Regions from separate parts of the Mus musculus genome. Here region 2 is linked to region 1. Evidence: chromatin loops called from intact Hi-C (ENCODE). Cell type or tissue: left cerebral cortex. All regions are shown on one strand. Links, peaks and the distances in the headings refer to the core of each region. The heading gives the core; the rest is flanking DNA.

Region 1 (2,808 bases), core at 48-2,547:
GACAGAGACAGAAATTGAAATTTCAACCGGAAAGCAACTCCGTTGTAAAATCAGACAGCGACTCGTGGTTTCTTAGAGCACTATCCTTGTACTGTGCTCAGGCGATGTCCAGTAATCAGGAATAAATGCCTCAGAGCCTTTCCCTCACTTCCCCCTTCATCTCCACTTTTTGTTTTCCTTTTCGACACAGGGGTTCTCAGTCCTGCTTTGTACACCAGGCTGACCAGCTAGAGACCCACCTGCCTCTGCCTCCGGAGTGCTGAGGACAGGGCAATCTATTAAAGGGGTGCTACTGCGCTGGACCCTCTCTCTTTACCTCATTCCCTTCCCACTTCAATACTCCCCCCCCCCGCCCCCCAACTCCCCTGTCCACCCTTCTGTCTGTTAAGAGAATCAGATCATGCCTTTAGCCCCAGCCAGACCACTGTAGTTCTTAGGATTTTCTTTTTTAGCCTCCAAGTTTCTTTGGAAGCCCAACTTCCTCCAGTTAAGACTTTTGGGAGCAATGACGGGGTTGGGGGTGGGGCACGCGACCGCATTTTCACAGCTCTTTACGTTTTAGAGCAGTGTTCAATCCGGAGCCGGTGTCGGCAGAAGGGAAGGAGCGCGGCGAGGCCGGCAGAGCAGACCCGAGGAGACCTGGGGGACAGAAGGTGCTCGCGAGGGAGCTTTAGTAAGAGGAGTGGGAGAGGGAAGAAAGTCTGCTTTGGTTCGGAAGTGCCCCTATAGGACGTACATTCTAAGGAAAAAGAGGCTTTCAAATTGGAGGCGAACTTGTTGAAGGTAAGGAGAAAGAGGAGGAGGGACAGCAGGGACCTTAAAGGGGGACAAGAAGCATTGAATGGGAAGTGAATGGGAAGCATGGGGAAACCGTAAAAAGCCCCACCCGCCCGCGAGACCCAGAAGTGAGATCTAGATACCGCTGGGTGCAGGGGATTGGGAGGATCAACTGTTGTAGTCACGTGGGCACATGCGTGCCTCTCTGGTCTCTGCTCCAGCCCCCATCCAGTCGCGCGTAAGGAGGAAGGGTACTTGTGTCTCTTACGCTTCCCGGAAGCCAGTCACATCTTCCCAGGACCCACGGCTTTCCTGGACAGTTCATAGGGTGCATTAGGGCAACAGGTTGGGCATAGGTTGTTAAGAGCATGGCTCCAGCCTAGTCCTCACAGCTTACTGGAGAGTGTGACTCTGCCACTTGGTGGCGGAGAGCTGGAGCGACAGGGCTGGGGACTGGCAGGATTGCTTTGGCGAAGATGGTTCTTCCGGGTTCCCCAATGGACCAGAAGATCCCCTTCTTTCCTTTTGCCAGATTGGCAAATGGTGTTCTCAGCTTGCTCCACTCTTGGGTTCATCGCACCCCAGAGGACGCCCCGCCGAGGCGCAGACGGGTTGGTGTCTAAATGGAAAGAATTTCAGGTTTGTGGAGGTAGAGACAGGTCGCTGACAGTATCTAGGAGAAAAGCGTGCCTATCCTGGTATCACCCACTCTGCAACGTGACATCCATCACCCGGTAGCTCTCGCCACTCCACGGGTGCCGACTAACACTTTCGGGACTCCCAGCTTCTCCTTTCTCCTCTGTCTTCCGCCCCACCTCAACAGTTCCGTAGGCTCTGACCGGTCTCCTTCTCCCAGGAGTTGACCACCCCAAAGCTGAACACTGAGTCACCTCTTTCTACCCAACCGGTTGGAGCAGCCCCAACTTATTGACTTCATGGTTCAGCCACGGACAAAACTTTGTTTTATTTCTCCCCAAGGATATATTTATTTTAAAAGTCAGCCTCCATATTTTTTTTGCAAAAATATTGTGAAGGGAAAATTCAACCTGCCAAAACAAATGGACCCTGACCCTTTTCTACCTCGGTGTTTGAAGGGTTTCATTTCACTCTAGCTGAAATGTACTCGTGGTAGATTCTCTTGGTACATGATTCAGATGCCCTTGCTATTGGATGGGAATGGGAAGGTGTGTGTGTGTGTGTGTGTGTGTGTGTGTGTGTGTTTACTCCAAGCAGGACACTGCAGTTATCTGGGTCCTGGGTAGGGCAAACAGCTTCATTTCCTTTATAGAATTTTCCCTTGACTGCTTCTAGTTCCTGTTTTTATTTTTTTATTTTTCTCCTCAAAAATAAAATTTCCTCATGAAATAATTTAAGACAATTGGGACCCATAGGATCCTTTTAACTCTGATGAATATTCTTCTATGCCTGGATTAGACAGCAGCAATCAAGTCCAGCCAAAAACATTCAAATTCTATTTTACTAATCCCGACTAAAGGGTGGTGGTGGCCGCTGCAGCAGTGGTGTGAAGTAAAGGCAAAGAGACTACTTTTGGGAATGGGGGTGCCCGTATAAACCCAAACCTTGAGAGAAAGAAAACACTTTTGAAGGCTTACTAGTTTGTTAGCTCTTCATACGATGTTCACTCCTGACCGTGCCCATAGAACCTCTTATTGAACCATTTGTTCAAAAGTGAGAAGAAAATGCTTCAAACACGTTTGTGCCTATGATAATGGCCCATTCCACAGGGCAGTGTCATTTATAGTGTTAATTCCAACCCGGTCTGGAGACAGTGGGCTGGCTTTGTAGGCACCAGGAGCAGGTCACATTTCAGGCAATGTTTCTTGCCCACCCGGTCCAACTCAGTTTCACACACCTCTGATGTGCGGTTTGTGTGTTTGCAAAAGGGGATGGTATTCATTCCCTCCCTCCCCCTCCTTCTTTCCTCCTCCCCCCTCCTCCTACCCCTTTGCAACCCGGAAGAGCTCTGCTGTCTACACTGAGCCAAGGGAGGCAGAGGGGAGGGGGCTCTTA
Region 2 (2,808 bases), core at 184-2,683, 1.1 Mb after region 1:
AGCCCCAATTCACATGCAATTTTAGTAAACATGCACACAACGCCACCTCCCATTTTCTTCCAAGTTAAAAATACATTCAGCTCTACTTCCGTTCGTCAATCTGGCACTCCAGTTCCTCCATGAGTGTGTCTCTGTTGTCTGTGTATGAACACATGTGTCTGGACACAAGATCATAACAACTGGATTTATTTGTGTTTTCAAATCATAATAAGTATTTGAAGATTTTGAAATAGTTTTTTGCTCTCTTATATCTCTAATTAGTTTTCAAATTTCTATTTGTAACTGTAATGTTTTTTTTTTTTGACCTAATGCATTTAACAGGTCTCATACATAACAAGAATAGAGTGGACAACAGTACACAAGGTACCTAAGTCTTGCTTTCAACTGTGCAAAATTTCAACTCAGTCCAGGCCTTGAAGCTCTTAGACAAAGTCCCATGGGGAAGAAGTGAATGTATTCTCTTTGGTTATGAAGAATATCTTTTCCCAAATGTATATGATTAATTAAGGCACTGTAGGAAGGAAACATGGAAAAGATTTAAAAGTTGGCTTTATCCTGTCTAGTTTATCTATAGATCTAAAATGGTATCTATGTATGTTTCCTCTGTCAGAGAGGCCTAGGATAATAAAAAGATGCAATAGTTACGTTTTTAGTCATATATACCCATTAGTTATGAGAATTTTGTACTTGAGTTCTATTTACTAAGAAAAGCCCATGAAACTGACCAAGGTTTCTGGAAGTTAAAGTAGGAGTACATTTCCCAAGAGAAATAAAAGATATGTCTTCATTGTTTTGTTGTTCACATTTGTAGAATATTATCTCACTTTATTGATATAACCACCTTACTGTAGTAATGAAAATAATAATCTAAGATCACCCCTTCATATGAACTAGAAAAGCTATTTACACTTAGATGACTTCTATTCGGATGGATACACTTAAACCTGTATTTCCATGAAAAAAAGTTATTATTCTAGCCTGTGGTAAGGTCTCAAACCTTGTTATCATTTTTAAACTTTGAATTTGTTAGAATTCAAGTGTCTACACATTTATCTCCCCTCAAAATTTGTTGCAAAGCCTTCATTACCATACATATTTTAACAATTTTCCAAAATATTTTCTCTTCTCTTTGTCCATTTACAACAAATGGATCCTGGGAAATGGAAGCATTCTTAGCTCACTGTCTGAACTGCACTTCTGAAGTGTGTGTCCATATTATTGCAAGTTATCTATGGGCCAGGGGAAGATGTTTTAGGCAACGAGGTGCTAAAGAGAATGAAGGATAGCACTACTGCTGTGTGACAGACAACAGTCTAAAGGATACTTAGGTTCTCTGCAAGCTTTCACTAGCAGAAGGCATTAAGGCAATTCTGCTGGTACCTGCTTTATTTTCTACTACATTTTATTTTGCCTTTTCTTCCTCATGCACTTGGTACCATACAGTTCATGATTGGCTGGGTATAAGGGAACATTAGTAACTGTCTTAGCTTTGGAATAAGTCCAAAAGCAAGAAATGTAAAGAGGACATATGTTGTGTCATGAACATAACACAAGTGTAGTTTGCACCTGATTATCCTGAGAAACTTGGGGACCAAGAGCTTTGGCACTAAATTGCATTATGGGCACCAAATTGCATTATGGGCACCATGCATAGTTTGGAGAGAAAAGCTGCCATTGCCACCCAGTGGCAACATGAATTATTGCATGTTCATGTAAATCCCATTTGCTTTGCCAGAGACCCATATGGAGACTGGCAAGGTGTTAATGCATTTTTAAAGGACTAGAAAGTACCTTGTATATTTTGGTTGTGAGTCTAGCCTGTAATGGCCAAACCACCTCTCTTATATCGCTAATTTGTTTGATTTCTCCTTGTCTCTACCTTTACAGGGAAGTTTTCCCTAGGTTTAAAAGAATGAATCATTCTATACAGATAATATCTATCAATATTTAAGAACTACGTGGAAAGATCTTAAGTGGACCACGGATACATACATATTATCATGGGGTTTCCACTTACTAAAATGTTCAGCACTAAATTTCAGATATACAAGTGCTCATTTTTGCCAGTGCTTTGAACACACTGACAATTTATAGGAGACAACAGTTCCCACCTGTGTGATTAGTTATACAAACTAGTAAAGAGCCAGACATAAGAGACACTTATCTTGTGACAATCTTGTGATAATATATTTATTTATTTATTTATTTATTTATTTATTATTTGCGAGTGTATTCATGGAAGGGGGCTCACATTTGTGGATTGGTTCATATCGTGGCTTATATGGGAAGTTCACAGAATATCTTTGTGAATTTAGTCTTCTCCTCCTTAATTTATACTGATTTGATGAATGAAACTCAGGTTCCCAGACTTGCATAGTAATTGCAGTGCTATCTTTACCCACAGAACTACCTTACCAGCCCTGGTCTTACATTTTAGTATTCTACATAAAGAAGAATATTTCTACTACCTTCTGTGTAAGAGCTGATGTTAGTCTCATTTAAGTTTTGAATTCACTAGCAATTCAAATTGTCTTCCTTTTTAAAGCAGCTTCTATTACAATGGTGTTTATTTTCTCCTGTAACACACAGATCATTCAAAGGGCTACATTGTGCAGCTGCCAGCTGCCTATCCCTCTGCCTTTCTACTAGACTTTAAAAGAATCTTAACCTGAAGAGATAGGACATATTCAGAGTTCTCCAACCTTGGCCTCCCATTCTGTATAACTAACTCTTGCTCCTTCATCTTAAAACTCTGTAGACATAGTTAGGTCTCGAGTCTGCAAACAGCAGGATTGTCTGCTGTCCTCT

The links. Hi-C counts contacts between places; a loop is a spot of excess contacts. Peaks named below come from ENCODE experiments on the same cell type or tissue, not always from the same donor. Only the 100,000 strongest peaks of a DNase experiment are listed, where the experiment ranks them.
Region 2: it touches region 1 in a loop (2.9-fold over the local background); 11 of 42 quality-filtered maps call a loop at or near these places.

Annotation. Positions count from the first base shown.
Region 1 is chr2:9,887,792-9,890,599 of GRCm38, reverse strand. It overlaps 9230102O04Rik (RIKEN cDNA 9230102O04 gene), which reads left to right and starts at 1,060. Exons shown (of 4, transcript NR_040511.1): 1 at 1,060-1,388. It also overlaps a transcript of Gata3 not described here. In left cerebral cortex, for the core only: a CTCF peak has its summit at 1,195 (motif pointing right); a DNase peak (open chromatin) is centred at 1,224.
Region 2 is chr2:8,753,206-8,756,013 of GRCm38, reverse strand. No RefSeq gene overlaps it. Among named protein-coding and RNA genes, the nearest start is that of Gm30957, 190 kb to the left of the region's middle. In left cerebral cortex, for the core only: a CTCF peak has its summit at 1,678 (motif pointing left); a DNase peak (open chromatin) is centred at 1,672.